2 separate regions of the Homo sapiens genome follow, and region 2 is linked to region 1. The links are chromatin loops, found by intact Hi-C in ENCODE. Cell type or tissue: A673. All regions are shown on one strand. Each heading gives the region's core, and the rest is flanking DNA. Links, peaks and the distances in the headings are about the cores only. Region 1 overlaps CRKL (CRK like proto-oncogene, adaptor protein). Region 2 overlaps PI4KA (phosphatidylinositol 4-kinase alpha).

The links. A loop is a pair of places that touch in the nucleus more often than their neighbours do. Peaks named below come from ENCODE experiments on the same cell type or tissue, not always from the same donor. Only the 100,000 strongest peaks of a DNase experiment are listed, where the experiment ranks them.
Region 2: a loop joins it to region 1, with 2.6 times the contacts of the local background. A loop is called at or near these places in 2 of 110 quality-filtered maps.

Annotation. Positions count from the first base shown.
Region 1 is chr22:20,935,948-20,945,511 of GRCh38, forward strand. All of the region lies in intron 2 of CRKL (CRK like proto-oncogene, adaptor protein), which reads left to right. Among named protein-coding and RNA genes, the nearest start is that of LINC01637, 16 kb to the right of the region's middle. In A673, for the core only: no CTCF peak of the experiment used is centred there; a DNase peak (open chromatin) is centred at 4,274.
Region 2 is chr22:20,800,117-20,808,116 of GRCh38, forward strand. PI4KA (phosphatidylinositol 4-kinase alpha) reads right to left here. Exons shown (of 55, transcript NM_058004.4): 10 at 7,246-7,342; 11 at 4,858-5,049; 12 at 4,184-4,284; 13 at 3,075-3,204; 14 at 1,857-1,989. Among named protein-coding and RNA genes, the nearest start is that of SERPIND1, 30 kb to the left of the region's middle. In A673, for the core only: a CTCF peak has its summit at 4,003 (motif pointing right); DNase peaks (open chromatin) are centred at 4,015 and 5,965.

The DNA of each region.
Region 1 (9,564 bases), core at 725-8,724:
AGTTTGAGACCAGTCTGGTCACAGACATGGTGAAACCCCATCTCTACCAAAAAATACAAAAATGAGCCAGACGTGGTGGGCATGCACCTGTAGCCTCAGCTACTCAGGAGACTGAGGTGGAACAATTGCTTGAACCAGGTAATTAGAGGTTGCAGTGAGCCGAGATCATGACACTGCATTTAAGCCTGGGCAATAGGGTGAGACCCTATCTCAAAAAAAGGGGGGAGAATGTTGAGAGAGAGCCTAAGTGCATTTCAGAAGGATGAAGTAAGGGACCCTCTTGCTTCAAAAAAACCAAATCCTGACTCACCAAACAGCCTGCCCACAGATAAAAGTTAGCTAGAATTGGTTTCATGGGTATTTTTCCATAGGTTGTCCTCAGTGTTTTTTTGTTTTTGTTTTTGTTTTGTTTTGTTTTGAGACGGAGTTTCGCTCTTGTTGCCCAGGCTGGAGTGCAATGGCACGATCTCGGTTCACTGCAACCTCCGCCTCCTGGATTCAAGCCATTCTCCTGCCTCAGCCTCCGGAGTAGCTGGGATTACAGGCATGTGCCACCATGCCCGGCTAATTTTTTTGTATTTTTAATAGAGACGGGGTTTCTCCATGTTGGTGAGGCTGGTCTCGAACTGCTGACTTCAGGTGATCTGCCCACCTCGGCCTCCCAAAGTGCTGGGATTACAGGCGTGAGCTACCATGCCTGGCCCTCAAGTTTTTCTTTGGACCAGTAGTAGTATCTGAATGAACTGCACCTGAAGGTTTGTTTCAATGTTTGATTTTTTGCCTCCCTTTCATGTTGGCTATAAGGAAAAGGAGCATTTGAGGCTGTGGTGGGGGTCAGGGACTGAGAGGCTCCAGGTCTCAGGAGGCTGCCTCCACAGATAGGAGTGCTGGCTGAGCAGGCCTTCCAGCTTTCTTTCCTTTTTTTTTTTTCGAGATGGAGTCTCATTTGTTGCCCAAGCTGGAGTGCAGTTGATAGAATCTCAGCTCACTGCAACCTCTGCCTCCTGGGCTCAAGCGATTCTTCTGCTTCAGCCTCTCAAGTAGCTGGGATTACAGGTGCCCGCCACCATACCCAACTGTTTTTAGTAGAGACCGGGTTTCACTATGTTGGCCAGGCTGGTCTTGAACTCCTAGCCTCTGATCATCTGCCCGCCTCAGCCTCCCAAAGTGCTCGGATTACAGGCGTGAGCCGCTGCACCTGGCCAGGCCTTCCAGCTTTCTCACCCACACACAGACCTGCCTAGGCACAGGTGCATGCCTCTGGCCTGGTCTATGCCTCAGCACCTTGGTGCTCTGGGCTGTTAATACCCTGTAGCATGCATTGTGTTTTCAGCCTTTTGAGGCATTTTCACGTCCATCATAGCATAGGATTGGGGAGCTAGGAGTCAGAGTGGGTGTGACTCGTGTGTGTTTGGCAGCTGCTCGTTGAGAACCTTGAAAGTCGAGGCTCCCAGTCAGAATTTTAGGTACCTGCCTGTTGACCTCTGGCTCTAGGATGTGTGTTTTAGAAACCTGTATCTAGTGTGCGTGCGTGTGTGCTCACTGGAGCGAGTACTAGGAGGTTGTAGGGAGGAATACCAGGTATTACAGAAGGGATCACTTAGAGCTTGGTGAGTGGGTGGATAAGTAGGTGCCTGAGAGAGGTCAGGAGTAGGAGGAAGGAAGCCTGGTTAATGATTGTGTATTTTAAGATAACCTACATACTTGGCCATACATAGTTCCTAGTCTCTCTGGCCCCAGAGAGAGGTTCTCCACACCTGAGCCTCATGACACTAACCCAGCCAGCTGAGCTTCAGCCAAGGGTTTGTTTGGTGCTTGACTGAGAGAGAATGTAAATGGGACCTGAGAAATAGACCTTTACCAAATTCCATTTAGTGGTATTTTGCTTTCTGAATATTTAAATGAAACTTTAGGTTATAGCATAAGTAAATTTTTTTTTTTTTCGAGACTGAGTCTCTGTCACTCAGGCTGGAGTGCAGTGGCATGATCTCCGCTCGCTGCAACCTCCACCTCACGGGTTTAAGCGATTCTCATGCCTCAGCCTCCTGAGTAGCTGGGGTAAATGTTTTTATGATTGTTATCTTCTAAAACTATTATTAGGATAGTGGTGCCTGTCTGATCTTGTTAAAAACAACTCTTGGGACTTTTGCAATTAGGTTACTAGGAAAAGTATTAAAATTAAAATGAGAAACAGACAAGTAGGACAAAATGTGCTGATAATTGAAGCTTCGTTATTCCCCTAGATAGTATTACAGAGAATGATGATGGCTTAGGTGACTTTATTCCTTAAATTATTTTACAATTTTTTTTAATCTTGATTTTCAAAAGAGGATTCCTGTAAGTAAAGAGATATTTTAAAACCAGTTTGTGTTTAGCTATTTTCTTTTCTTGCTGACTTTTCTGCAAGGAAAGAGTTGATCCTGAGATTTGATTTGAAGGGGAATACTTGGTATCTGTAAGGTGAGTAGAGCTTGTGTGATGAGACTAACGTCACTGAATAGCTGTAGACAGGTGAGCATGCTGGGCAAAGGGCAAAAGTGGCAAAAGACAGCCAGGGCAGTGGGCTGTTGCCATATCACGAAGGGCTGAGCTGAGGAGATTAACAATTTTCTTGCATTGCCTTCATTTGAGTCATGAAACAGCCAGTTTCTCACAACTGACAAGGTCAGGTTTACAGGCAATTTCTTTTTATATATTAATTTTTAAATTTAGAGCAAATGCTTGACTGTCATGTAATAATATCATTCTCATTCATTTGCATTCCAGTATGCTTTTCTGACTAAAACGGAAGAAATAGCAACTTTAGAATTGTACTTAACCCTGGGTACACACACCCATGACTATTTGTATGAAAATTTGTATTTAAGTGTCTAAATGCAGCCTCACCTGTGCTTTTCCCCCATGGTGTGGCATAAGAAAACAATTGGTGACACAAGCTGGGGATCTGTGGGAATTGAAGTCAGTGAAACAGATCGTGTGGAGGAAAAATAGTTTCCCAGGCTTACAAGTGAGACTTAAAGTGATTTGGGATGGAATTGGTATAAATCAAGCAGAAAGGTTGTATTGATACCTTAGGTCATTTAGTTCAATCATTTTCCCTGTGCTTTTAGCCCTCTTCAGAGTCTAACTCCATGGCCCTCCAGTCTCAACTTGGACACCTCCAAAAAAACATTCACTTCAACAAAAGTTTATTGAGTGCCTATTATGTGACAGGCTAGGAACTTGGGATACAGTAGTGAACAAAACAAAGATGTATTTCCTGTGGCACATCTGGAACATAAGTTGCTTTTTTTTTTTTTTTTTTTTTTTTTGAGACAGAGTCTTGCTCTGTCTCCCAGGCTGGAGTGCAGTGGCGCCATCTTGGCTCACTGCAAGCTCCGCCTCCCGGGTTCACGCCATTCTCCTGCCTCAGCCTCCGGAGTAGCTGGGACTACAGGCACCTGCCACCACGCCCGGCTAATTTTTTTTTTTGTATTTTTTAGTAGAGACGGGGCTTCACCGTGTTAGCCAGGATGGTCTCCATCTCCTGACCTCGTGATCCACCTGCCTAGGCCTCCCAAAATGCTGGGATTACAGGCGTGAGCCACCGCGCCTGGCCCATAACAGTTTCATGAGGTGGTCTGTCTCATGTTGTATGGCTGTGGTAGCTGACAAGTCTTGTGTTCTGGCTCTCCACCAGGGAGAAAGAAGCCACAGCCAAGTCCCCTTCTTGTGTTTGCCTAGCCCAGTGTGTGGACTTAAAAGTGCATGGCCCCATAGTTGTCCCTCTTGAGTTTTGTAGTTTTGTTGTTGGTTTGGTTTTTATTGGTCTTGTCATATGATCTGCGTACATCTCTGAATCCTTTTTTTTTTTTTTTTGAGTTGAAGTCTCGCTCTTGTCGCCCAGGCTGGAGTGCAATGGCGTGATCTCGGCTCACTGCACCCTCTACCTCCCAGGTTCAAGTGATTCTCCTGCCTCAGCCTCCTGAGTAGCTGGGATTACAGGCACCTGCCAACCGCGCCTGGCTAATTTTTTTATTTTTAGTAGAGAAAGGGTTTCACCATGTTGGCCAGGCTGGTCTCAAACTCCTAACCTCAGGCAATCCGCCCGCCTCAGCCTCCCAAAGTGCTGGGATTATAGGCATGAGCCACCACGCCCAGCCTCTGAATCTTTTAAAATCCTGGTTATGTCATCTAGCATATTCATTACCCTCCAGTTTCCTAACTGCAGGTTTTGTAAAAGCACCAACAGATCTTTGTACTAAAGTCCTTCTATGCAGCCTCTCCAGATCTGCCTCTTATATCTATAAAAAGACAGTGAGGTTGATCTGGCGTGACTTGTTCTTGGTGGGCTCATGCTGCTTCCAGATGCTCCACTTCCCATTCTAAATTCTCACAAACCATCTGTTAGCTAATCGCATCCAGAATTTTGTCTGGGTTTCATTTCAAGCTCACTGTTTTACATTTTATGGAATTTGCCATCTTTTGACAAAAAACAAGAGACTTGACCCTTCCTAAGTCTTCCAGTGTCCTGTGATGTAATTTCTCTATGACAGGAGACTAGTCTTGGACTCTTACTGCTGTTTGCCAGTGTGTTTGGTCAGCTCTTAAGAACACCCTTTCCTCATCTTTGGTGCTCCTTTTTTTTTTTTTTTTTTTTGGCATTTTTTTTCTTAGTGATACTCAGCGTTCTTTGAGGTCACCAGCATCCTCAACATTCTTGCTCTTCATTCCCATAATTGCTCTGTGTCATCTGTGATTGCGTTTTTATAATTTCTTCTTGGATTGTCTTTGCCCCATTTCAAAACCTGTAGTAATTTGGATTACATCTGGTCTCTGTGTCTTTTGAATTGGCCTTCCCAAGGGCCCATGGTACAACTTCCTTTACTGACTGACCTGGAATTATCAGATTCCCACTTTACCAATTGGTTTTGCTTCATTGCTTAGAATTAAATTTGTATTAGCATTTTCTTCATTGCTGCATCTGCTTGCTGAGGTGAAGTAATCTGCAAAGTAAGTTTAGGTTTCATTAATACTGATTGGACTTTGTATTGGACTCATGATGAATCCCTAAGAGATCATCATGAGTTCCTCCTGCTGGGTGGCCTGCAGTGCTCTTGGGGCTGTATGTGTTCATCATGAAGCATCTGACTCAGCCCTGGGGGTCCATGTGGCAAGCTTACAGGCTCCCAGTGTAATGGGGCTTCTGTCCCTCACCTCACGTCACATTCTAGCAACGTGAAGCCTTCTTACCAAGGCTTCCCAGAAAGGCCCACAAGTTAGCATTCACCTTAAGCAAGAATCTCAGGTGTGTCCTTCCCATGCCGTGGTGGTGTGTGGATGTCTGGTGCCCGAGGAATCATTTCCACTTGCCTCCTTGGACCTTTCATCAGGACTGACCAGGATCCTCCTCCACCCTTCTGTCTTTGACATTGTGTCAGTTGTCCTTCACAGCATCTCAGCTTTATTTCTTTAGTACCAAAAGTGCTTTTTTTCCTTGACTATAATACCATGCAAATGTAGGAATCTTTAGAAAGTCCTTTAGAATATTCTCGTATTTAAAAATATATACATATGTGTGTTTGTGTATGTGTATATATATATATATTTTATGTGTGTGTGTGTGTGTGTGTGTGTGTGTGTGTGTGTGTGTATATATATATTTTTTTTTTTTTTTTTTTTTTTTGAGATAGAGTCTTGCTCTGTCACCCAGGCTGGAGTGCAGTGGCATGATATCAGCTCACTGCAACCTCTGCCTCCCGGGTTCAAGCAGTTCTCTGCCTCAGCCTCCCGAGTAGCTGGGATTACAGGTGCCCGCCACCAGGCCGGGCTAGTTTTTGTATTTCTAGTAGAGATGGGGTTTCACCACCTTGGCTAGGCTGCTCTTGAACTCCTGACAACGTGAGCCACTGCACCCGGCCCAGAAAAAAATATTTTTAAAAGGTTTTTGTTCCTCTTTCCTAATGTGTAAATTAAGTCAGAATGCCATGGAATTGGGGCCCTGGTGTGGTTCAGGCAGGGCCTGTCCCATCCTGGTCATTAGGCTGACCTCTGTTTTCTGTGATAGCTGTTCTCTGGTGATAGCTGTTGAGTAAGAAGAACCATCAGCTAGGGGTTCACAGAGAGAAGTTTATTCTCATGACTGCTCCCACACTAAGAGCTTGAGGTTTATATAGTTTGCCAACTATCTACCTTCTGTCTATGAATTTACCTATTCTACCTACCTGATATAAGTAAAATGATACAATATTTGTCCTTTGGGTCTGAATTATTTCATTGGGTACAATGTTTTCAGAGTTCATCCAGATTGTAGCATATATCAAAACTTCATTTCTTGTCCCAGCATGGGGTGACTCACACCTGTAATCCCAGTGCTTTGAAAGGCCAAGGTGGGAAGATCACTTGAGGCAAGGAGTTTGAGACCAGCCTGGGCAACATAGTGAGACTCCATCTGTACAGGAAATTATGATAAAGACTTCATTCCTTTAGGGCTGAATAATATTCCATTGTTATGTATATATCACGTTTTGTTAATCCATTTATCTCTTGATGGATACTTGAGTTGTTTTCGTTATTTTGGCTATGGTGAATAATGCTGCAGTGGACATTGACACACAAATGTTTGAGTCCTTGCTTTCAGTTATTTTGGTTATATATCTCAGAGTGGATTTCTGGGTCAAATGGGTAATTCTGTGTTTAGCTTTTTTTTTTTGAAACGGAGTTTTGCTCTGTTGCCCAGGCTGGAGTGCAGTGGCACCATCTCGGCTCACTGCAACCTCCATCTCCTGGGTTCAAGCGATTTCTCCTGCCTCAGCCTCCTGAGTAGCTGGGATTATAGGCACGTGCCACCACACCTGGCTAATTTTTGTATTTTTTAGTAGAGACAGGGTTTTGCCATGTTAGCCAGGCTTTGAACTCCTGACCTCAACTGATCGCTCACCTCAGCCTCCCAAAGTGCTGGGATTATAGGCATGAGCCTCCTATGTTTAGCTTTTTGAGGAACTGTCAAACTATTTTCCATAGCAGCTGTACCATATTCCATTCCAACCAGCAGTATATAAGGGCTCCCTTCTTCACCGCCAAAAAAAAATTCTTCCACATCCTCATCAACACTTGTTATTTTCCATATTTTTTATTATAGCCATCCTAGTAGGTGTGAAGTGGTATGTCATTGTGGTTTTGATTTGCATGTTCCTAGTGACTGATGTTGAGCATCTTTTCATATTGGCTTTTGGCAAATCTTTGGATAAATATTTTCAAGTTCTTTGCCCATTTTTTAATTGGGTTATTTGAGCGTTTTTGTTTTTTATTTTGTTTTATATTTTTTGAGACAGAGTCTCACTCTGTCGCCCTGGCTGGAGTACAATGGCACTCACGATCTCGACTCACTGCAACTTCTGCCTTCCAGATTCAAGCAATTCTCCTGCCTCAGCCTCCCAAATAGCCAGGATTACAGGCACTCACCACCATACCCCGCTAATTTTTTGTATTTTTAGTAGAGATGGGGTTTTACCATGTTGGCCAGGCTCTTCTGGACTCCTAAAGTGAGGTGATCCACCTGCCTTGGCCTCCCAAAGTGCCAGGATTACAGGCGTGCGCCACCATGCCTGACCTTAGTTATTGTATTTAGGCTGTTGATCCATTTTAAATGACTTTTTGTGTATAGTGTGAGGTAAGGTTTCAGAGTCTTTCTTTTGCATGTGGAAATTGGTGCAGTTGTCCCAGCAAGGTTATTCTTTCCCTGTTGAATAGACTTGGCACCCTAGTCAAAAATCAGTTGGCCAAGCTGGGTGTGGTGGTGCACACCTGTAATCCCAGGTACCCTGGAGACTGAGGTGAGAAGATTGCTTGAGCCTAGGAGTTGAAGATCAGCCTGGGCTACATAGTGAGACTCCCACGTGTTAAAAAAAAATCACTTGATCATAAATGTGTGGGTTTATTTTTGACCTCTGAGTTCTATTCCATTGTTCTATATGTCTCTCCATATGCCAGCACCACACTGTTGATTACTATAGCTTTTTGTAGTAATTTTGAAGTCAAGGAAGTGTAAGTCCTCTAACTTTGATGCTTTTCAAGGTTGTTTTGGCTATTCAGGTTCCTCGCAATTCTATATGAATTTGAGGATTGGTTTTCCCATTGCTGCAAAAAAAAAGGCTGTTAGAATTTTGATAGGGATTGTGTTGTATTTGTAGATCACTTTGGGTAGTATTAGCTTTTTTTTTTTTTTTTTTTTTAATTTCTTTTATGAGGCAGGGTCTCACTATGTTGCCCAGACTGGTCTCAAACTCCTGGGCTCAAGTGATCCTCCTGTCTCAGCCTCCCAAAGTGCTGGCATTACAGGTGTGAGCCACTGCACCTAGCCAATATTAATATCTTAATCATAAGTCTTTCCATCCATTAACACAAATGTTTTTGCATTTATTTAGGTCTTTAATAATTTTTGGTATGCAAGTGTTTCACCATGGTTAAATTATTCTCGTTTTGTTTTGTTTTGTTTAGACAGAGTCTTGGCTTTGTCACCAGGCTGGAGTGCAGTGGTGCAATCTCGGCTCACTGCAACCTCCACCTCCCTGGTTCAAGCGATTCTCCTGCCTCAGCCTCCCAAGTAGCTGGGACTACAGACATGCGCCACCATGCCCAGCTAATTTTTGTATTTTTAGTAGAGATGGGGTTTCACTATGTTGGCCAGGATGGTCTCGATCTCTTGACCTCGTGATCCACCTGCCTCGGCCTCCCAAAGTGCTGGGATTACAGGCATGAGCCACCGCACAGCCTATTCTTGGATATTTTTATTTTAGATGCTATTGTAAATGGAATCACTTTTTTTTTTTTCTTCTTGGAGACAGAGCCTCACTCCCGCTCCATTGCCCAGGCTAGAGTGCAGTGGCACAATTCTTGTGCCTCAGCCTCCTGAGTAGCTGGGACTACAGGTGCCTGCCACCACGCCCAGCTAACTTTTTTTTGTATTTTAGTAGAATTGGGGTTTTACCATGTTGCCCAGCATGATCTTGGCGCCTCCCAAAGTGCTAGGATTCAGGCATGAGCTACCGTGCCCTGCCTGGAATTACTTTCTTTCTTTTTTTTTGGGATGGAGTTTCGCTCTATCACCCGGGCTGGAGTGCAGTGGTGTGATCTTGGCTCACTGCAAGCGCCACCTCCCGGGTGCACGCCATTCTCCTGACTCAGCCTCCCAAGTAGCTGGGACTACAGGCGCCTCCTACCACGCCCGGCTAATTTTTTGTATTTTTAGTAGAGACGGGGTTTCACGGTATTAGCCAGGATGGTCTCGATCTCCTGACCTCCTGATCTGCCTGCCTCGGCCTCCCAAAGTGCTGGGATTACAGGCATGAGCCACCGCACCCGGCTTGGAATTACTTTCTTAATTATTCATTACCAATATATAAGACGCAACTGATATCTATGTGTTGATCTCGTACCCTGCGACTTTGCTGAATTTGTATCTTTTCTTATATATATGATCGTGTCTTGACTTCCTCTTTTCCAAAAGCCCACATACTCTTGTACCACAGCATACTGGCCTGTGATACCTTTAGCCCCGCCCCCTACCTTTCCCAAATAAAATCT
Region 2 (8,000 bases), core at 1-8,000, 140 kb before region 1:
TTATATACCAAGGTTTTCATGGTAAGGAGAAACATTTACGTTACAGAGAAAAGGGGAAAAATTTAAAGCCCCTAAAAACATAAAATCTTGTAAGATGTCCTAGCTCTCCACATCTGTTTGGCTCCTGGGCCAGAGTTTGGAAAACAGTTTGAGTCTGACAGACAAGCTGCCATCTTGATTTAGCTTCTAAGGGCAAGGAACCAGAATCCAGGGAAAGAAGTATTTGCATGGAAATCAGACTGTATGTAGCTCTCAAGTTGGAAGAACAAGAGTCCACAGTGCAGGAGTCTGGGCAGCAAGGGGTACCTAATCATATTTTAAAACCTCACATTTATATTAAACATTCCACAGAAAACAAGGTAAAGAAAATATGATGATACGTTACTCTGGATGTTGAGCTAATGGATAATCCTTCTCTTTTTACTTTTCTATACATTACAATTTTTCTCTAGTAAGAATTTCTTAGCCAGGCACGGTGGCTCACACCTGTAATCCCAGCACTTTGGGAGGCACAGGTGGGCGGATCACAAGGTCAGGAGATCAAGATCATCCTGGCTAACATGGTGAAACCCCATCTCTACTAAAAAAAAAAAAAAAATACAAAAAAATTAGCTGGGCATGGTGGCGGGCACCTGTAGTCCCAGCTACTCCAGAGGCTGAGGCAGGAGAATGGCGTGAACCCAGGAGGCGGAGCTTGCAGTGAGCTGAGATCGCGCCACTGCACTCCAGCCTGGGCGACAAAGCAAGACTCTGTCTCAAAAAAAAAAAAGGAAGAATTTCTTTTTTTTTTTGAGACGGAGTTTTGCTCTTGTTGCCCAGGCTGGAGTGCAATGGTACAATCTCGGCTCACCGCAACCTCCGCCTCCCGGGTTCAAGTGATTCTCCTGCCTCAGCCTCCCGAGTAGCTGGGATTACAGGCACGTGCCACCACGCCCGGCTAATTTTTTGTATTTGTAGTAGAGACAGGGTTTCACCATATTGGCCAGGCTGGTCTCGAACTCCTGACCTCATGATCCACCTGCCTCGGCCTCCCAAGTAGCTGGGATTACAGGCTTGAGCCACCACACCAGGCCTCTTATTATGTTTATGATCAGGAAAAGAAAAGAAGTAACAAGAAATAATTCCTCTTTATAGATCAAGTGTAGGTTTAAAATAATCAGAAACAAGCTTTAAAAAAGTATAAATGCAGCCAGGCACGGTGGCTCACGCTTGTAATCCCAGCACTTTGGGAGGCTGAGGCAGGCGGATCACGAGGTCACAAGTTTGAGACCAGTCTGGCCAACATAGTGAAATCCCATCTCTACTAAAAATATAAAAAATTAGCCAAGAATGGTGGTGTGTGCCTGTAATCCCAGCTACCTGGGAGGCTGAGGCAGGAGAATTGCATGAACCCAGGAGGCAGAGGTTGCTGTGAGCTGAGATTGCGCCATTGCACTCCCGCCCCAGGCAACAGTGCAAGACTGTATAAAAAAAAATGTATAAATGGGGTGGGTGCAGTGGCTCACACCTGTAATCCCAGCACTTTGGGAGACCAAGGCAGGTGGATCACCTGAGGTCAGGAGTTCGAGACCAGCCTGGCCAACGTGGTGCAACCCCATCTCTACTAAAAATACAAAAATTAGCTGGGCGTGGTGGTGGGCGCCTGTAATCCCAGCTACTCGGGGGAGGCTGAGGCAGGAAAATAGCTTGAACCCAGGAGGCAGAGGTAGCAGTGAGCCGAGATTGTGCCACTGCATTCCAGCCTGGGCAACAGAGCGAGACTCAATCTCAAAAAAGAAGTATAAATGTCTCTTATTTTGTAATAACCCGCTTGTCTGGAGCACTGCTGTCTACTCGCCACTTGCCCAGCTTCCCACCTGCAGATGTTGTCAATAGCGATGTCTCGGAGCTGCTCGTACATGGAGGGCTGGCTCTTCTTACCCGACATGACGTTCAGGGTTGACTCGGAATGCTCATTGGTCACACTGATTTTTATATCATTGCCAGCAACTGAAAGTAAAAAATTCAAATATATACCTAGTTAGGCCTATCATTTTCCATCACCTTCTTTGTAATTCAAAAACCAAGATAATATGCTGATCATTTATAAAAGCAAAATGATCACTCTAAAAACATCTGACCAAATATTTCAGAAAGAGAAGAGTCTAAGAGCAACAGGAAATAATATGTTTAAATCAAAAGGAAGAATATTCAAGTTAGAAAGTGATAAATACAGAAAACTACCAATTTCTCAATCAACTGTTCAAAAGTACTGATGACCAACCACCAAAGGCAGCTCTGAGGGCGACTGAGGCATGGCCCTGTGCTTGGAGTTACCTCACTAATATGTACAAAGCCTGGTGAGGGTTAGGGATGCTTGCGGGAGCAGGGGCCTTAGAGCCTGAGAGAACCCTCCCCACTACGGGGTTCAGGGAAGTCTTGTTTTTTGTTTGTTTTTGAGATAGGGTCTTGCTCTGTCACCCAGGCCGGAATGCAGTGGCGCTATCACAGCTCACTGCATCCTCAACCTCCTGGGCTCAAGCCATCCTACAACTTCAGCCTCCTGAGTAGCTAGGACTACAGGTGAGCGCCATCACGCCTGGCTAAATCTTTAAACTGCTCTGACTTTAAGTCTTCATCTGAAGGGGAAGATAAAAACAGCCACCTTCATGAGACTGTGGGTAAGAGGGTGATACTACATCAGAGACACTAGCACACAGCAGGTGTTTAATTAATTAATGTTAATTATTGTTTCATCATATGTGGAAACATCATAATCCATTCTCGCAGGGGTAGCAGGGACTGGGCCCCTGGCTAAGTGTTTGGGGCACACAGGATTTGCATTTCAGACTTCCACAGTGAAAGATGTCAAAAAGAAAACAGGACTTGAAGGGGCCTTTGGTGTAACAGGAATACAGGATGAGAGAAGGCCGGGGAAGAAAGGCCTGGAGCTTGGAGGGGACGCAAAGGGAAAGACAGAAGGAAAGGTGTGGCGAAGGAATGCACCCAGGTACAGTCATGAAACCTGTGTGAGGCTCACACACAGTCACAGAGCCCCTTTCTCAGGGCCTGAAGGGCACATAGTCTGTTATTACCTGTGTGGTACTGACTGTGGTACTTGTAGAGCTTCACCAGAACTGGGGACGGGATGACCAGGAAGTCTCGCAAGGACGGTGTCACAGAGTGCACCACCACCGGGAACCTCTCGCACAGGCGGCCCAAACCCTGCAACACACCATCAACCTGTCACATGGCCTGTGGTATGGGACCATCTGAGTAGGCCCTGAGCAGGGAGGTGCTCAACCCTTCAGTACCCAAGTCTGACCCAAAACTTCGAAGGTCAAAGCTCCCACAGGCCACCTGCCCAGGACATAAAAAGATGGAAGCGATGGTGCTGACTCTCCTCCACCTATAGGGGACATCAACTACTATTTTTTTGTTTTGTTTTTGAGACAGGGTCTCGCTGTCGCCCAGGCTGGAGTGCAGTGGCACGATCATGGCTTACTGCAGCCTTGACTTACTGGGCTTAAGCAATCCTCCCACCTCAGCCTCCTGAGTAGCTGGGACTGTAGGCACACACCATCATCCCTAACTAATTCTAATTTTTTAAATTTTTTGTGCAGACGGAGTCTCACTATGTTGCCCAGGTTGGGCTCAAGCGATCCTCCCACCTCTGCCTCCCAAAGTATCGGGATTACAGGAGTGAGCAACCGTACCTGGCCAGGGGATATAGATTGTTAAAGTGTGCTCATCTCTTTTGGAAGCATACTAAAGAAGAAAGGGACAAAATATAATTTTTAAACAATGGCAGGTGTGGAGTCAGTGGGATTGTGACAAGGTTAAGAGTCTCGGCAGAGCAGAGCTAGCACTGTGGGTGTCAGGAGACATCCCCTTGCGTGGCCCCATGGCACATGTCCACAGTCCTTCCCCCACAGGCCTTGGGAATGGCCCCCAGCCTCACAACAACGGAGAACTGAAGCCAGCTGCACCCATATGCCACTGACAGAAAGCCCTGGCATCCTGCAGGGGGCAGCCCACACTCAGTGATGAACTGTGCACAGCACGCACTGGTTAAAGCTCCTAAAGACAGAACCGGCAGGGTCTCCGCTGCTGGTGTGCCCACCACAGCCTGAACAGCAACAGCGTGACAAGAGGGAGGCCCTACAGGTGGGATCTGAGCCTCTCTGGGTTCAGGGAGACTGACCTGCAGACAGCAGATCAGCAGGGGCAAGTGAGCAATAATGACTTTGCTGGACGTCTTGGACTGCAGCTTCTCAGATAGCTTGATGCAAAGGTTTTCTGCACCTTAATTCAAAACCAGAAGAGGAGATGAGTGATCAGCACAGGCCAGTCTTTCTAACACACTTATCCACCAAGTAAGCACAGAATTTAATAAAACCCCAGAGACATACTTTAGGCAGGGCTTATTCATACTGAGAGGTCACACAGTGTGTGACACTCTCTCTCTCTTCTCCGCTGGCCCTAAGCCCCCTTGTCCCCGCAGTGTTCATTCCACAGAAAACTTCCCATTCTACTCCTCCCCCAGAAAAACACTTCACCTGAAGGCACTGAGCTTCCATGTCACCACAGAAAAGCCTAAAGAACCAGCAAGATGCAGCAGAGAGCATACACAGGCCCTGAGGCCACGGGCATCCCCATCCTCCCAGGTCCAGTGCCCTCCATGCAGGACAGGACACCAGACGTGCAGAGCACAGCAGGGGCTAATGCTCCACTCTGCACGTGCCCAGGAGGCCTACTGCAACTGCCTGTGCTGGTAACAGAGCCAAGTGTTCTAGAAGTAGTTTGGGGAAACTTGTGGCAAGAAAGCCTCTGGGTCATGCCTGGAGCTCACATGAGAGGCAAGGCAGTCTGTCTCACCCTGCTCGTCCTTCACAGCCCACACCATGAGGTCCACACAGGCAGCATTCGCCTGACAGCGCAGTTTGAGGGGGCTCAGCTCATTGTGGATCCGGTCTGCGTCATGTAGAATCTTCTGGAGCTCCCCCTGGCTCGTGTTGAACTGCTCCAGCACAAAATCATGGATCTCCTTCACAAAAGAGGTCGGGAGGTCTGTAGGAAAGAGTGTGGCATCACAGCTGGGAACAAAACTACAGTAGAACACAGGCAGTGCTAGCAGCGGCTACAGTCTTCCCCTTTTAACAAAAACCCCAGAAAAGTAGCATTTGCTACTGGCCACTGTGGGTCCTAGAATGCCCACTGGAAAGAAGTTGGATAGGAATTGCACAGCTGTCCTCCACGTGCACACAACCTGGCAATCAGAGGAAATGATCATTTCCCAGGGATGTTACAGCCATGCTTTGTTTTAAGCAGTCAACGTACTAAAACCTGAATACATGAAACATATAAATTGGGAAGTATCGTTGCTGGAACTACTTCCACTGACAATATGAGATACTTCTGTGATTTTTTTTTCTTTTAAGAAAGAGGTTGTCAGGGCCAGGCGCGGTGGCTCACGCCTGTAATCTCAGCAACTTGGGAGGCCGAGGCGGGCAGATCATGAGGTCAGGAGATCGAGACCATCCTGGCTAACACGGTGAAACCCCATCTCTAATAAAAATACAAAAAATTAGCCGGGCGTGGTGGTGGGCGCCTGTAGTCCCAGCTACTCGGGAGGCTGAGGCAGGAGAATGGCGTCAACCCGGGAGGCGGAGCTTGCAGTGAGCCAAGATCGTGCCACTGCATTCCAGCGTGGGCGACAGAGCGAGACTCCCATCTCAAAAAAAAAAAAAAAAAGAAAGAAAAAGGTTGTCAGATAAGGGCAAAAACTGGTTGCAGCCTTGAGAAGAGAATTATCTGGATCTTCAGAGCACTCACCCTGAGTTTGAGAGACTTTTCAAACTCTCATCCCCAGGGCCTGGAAAATTCAGGAGAACCACCATGATGCACGCACAAGTCAGCCCAGCCAAGGCAGCCAGCAACACACAGCAGGGGTGGTGGGGAGGGCAGGGGTAATCCCTGATGCCCCTTCTTAGGGAGTTTCAACCCTTGCCGTGGCCCAGATGACTCAGCTTCTGAGGAATGTTCAGAATCAGATTAGGAAAGTGGTTACTAAATTTTGGTATACCTTCCTGACAAAATATTATGTGCTCATCAAAACTTAAGCTTACGAAGAACACTCAACAGTGTGAGGGGAGAGCATAGGAAAAACATTTTGTAAAATGCATAAAAGATTGTTTCCTCACTTCTGGGAAAAACAAAATTCATGAAAGAGGGACTAGAAGAAAATGCTAAATTGTTGTGTGTGCATGTTAACTATTAAGCTATTGTCTCAGGTTGGGTGCAGTGGCTAACACCTGTAATCCCAGCACTTTGGGAGGCCAAGGTGGGTGGATCATTTGAGGCCAGGAGTTCAAGACCAGCCTGGCCAACATGGTAAAACCCCATCTCTACTAAAAATACAAAAATTAGGCAGACGTGGTGGCACATGCCTGTAATCCCAGCTACTTGGGAGGCTGAGGCACGAGAGAATTGCTTGAGCCTGGGAGGCAGAAGTTGCAGTGACCCCAGATCATGCCAATGCACTCCAGCCTGGGCGACAGGGAAAGACTCTGTCTGAAAAAAAAAGCTAGTACCTCTACATTAACAGATTACATGTATTACAAGTACTTCATTTTCTTTTTTTTAATGTTTTTGAGATGGAGTCTTACTCTGTCACATAGGCTGGAGTGCAGTGGCACGATCTGGGCTCACTGCAACCTCCGCCTCCCAAGTTCAAGCGATTCTCCTGCCTCAGCCTCCTGTGTAGCTGGGATTACAGGTGCATGCCACTGCGCCTGGCTAATTTCTTTTGTATTTTTAGTAGAGACAGGGTTTCACCCTGTTTGGCAAGGCTGGTCTCGAACTCCTGACCTTAAGTGATCAGCCCACCTTGTCCTCCCAAAGTGCTGGGATTATACGCATAAGCCACTGTGCCTGGCCTCTTTTTTAATTTTTTAAACTATCTAAATGGATATGTAAAACTGTATCTGTCCTTAGGACAATATAACATGCACATTTTAGATAAACACCTTAGGAAATAAACTCAGCAAAGGAGCCATCATCGATGGTACCGGGGTTGCAGGATCATGGACAGATTTTTTAAATTTGCTTTTTTCCCAAAATTTCAGTAACATGACCACTTTGCTCATATGTGTTTTTCAGTGGCCCCAGCAGAAAGTGAGTACCAGTCTGCAACCACTAGCATGCGACAGTGGCCTGGGAGCCAGTCTTGCTGTACTCACAAACACATGGGCAAACTGTCCTCACCCTTCATGTAGTACAGAGTGTCACGCAGCATCTTGAACATGGTCAGGTAGAGAGGGTCACTGAAGGAAGTGTAGTAGAGATCAGCACTGGGGTTGGCCTGCAGGGAAGGCAGACACACATGACTATAGAACAGAAATGCCCTTCTGCCCACCCTTTGCCTTCACAGCAAGGCCCAGCGGAATGGTGATTCGTGACTTAGCATTCTAAATGAAGCAACTGTTTATCATGACTCATCACTTGGACACTCTACTGTCTTCATCCTCTTAAGCATCAGACCAAGGAAAACAGGAGGCTCATGCAGTCCAGAGATGCCTGCGGGGGAGCAGCCATCTGCACCCTAGTAGGAAGAACCTCCTTGCTGTGGCTGAAGCTCACCATCTTTGGCCATCATTGGCCCAGACAGGGACATGGGAAGTGGTGAAGGAGGAAGACTGACAAAGGCCACCAGAGTAAGGGATCCACACTGTCCATCATCCCAAGGATACAAATTACAGCCAGGACACCTTCAGATACAACTTATGTTTTGTAATTAAAACTCATTTTAAATTATTCTTTAGGAATCTATTTGAAATGTAGCACTATTCTTCTTCTGAAAAAAAAAAAAAAATTCACACAAGGTCTAATGAGTTAAGAAAGATAATAGTCCAGCCCGGGTGTGGTGGCTCACGCCTGTAATCCCAGCATTTGGGGAGGCCAAGGAGGGTGGATCACCTGAGGTCGGGAGTTTGAGACCAGCCTGACCAACATGGAGAAAC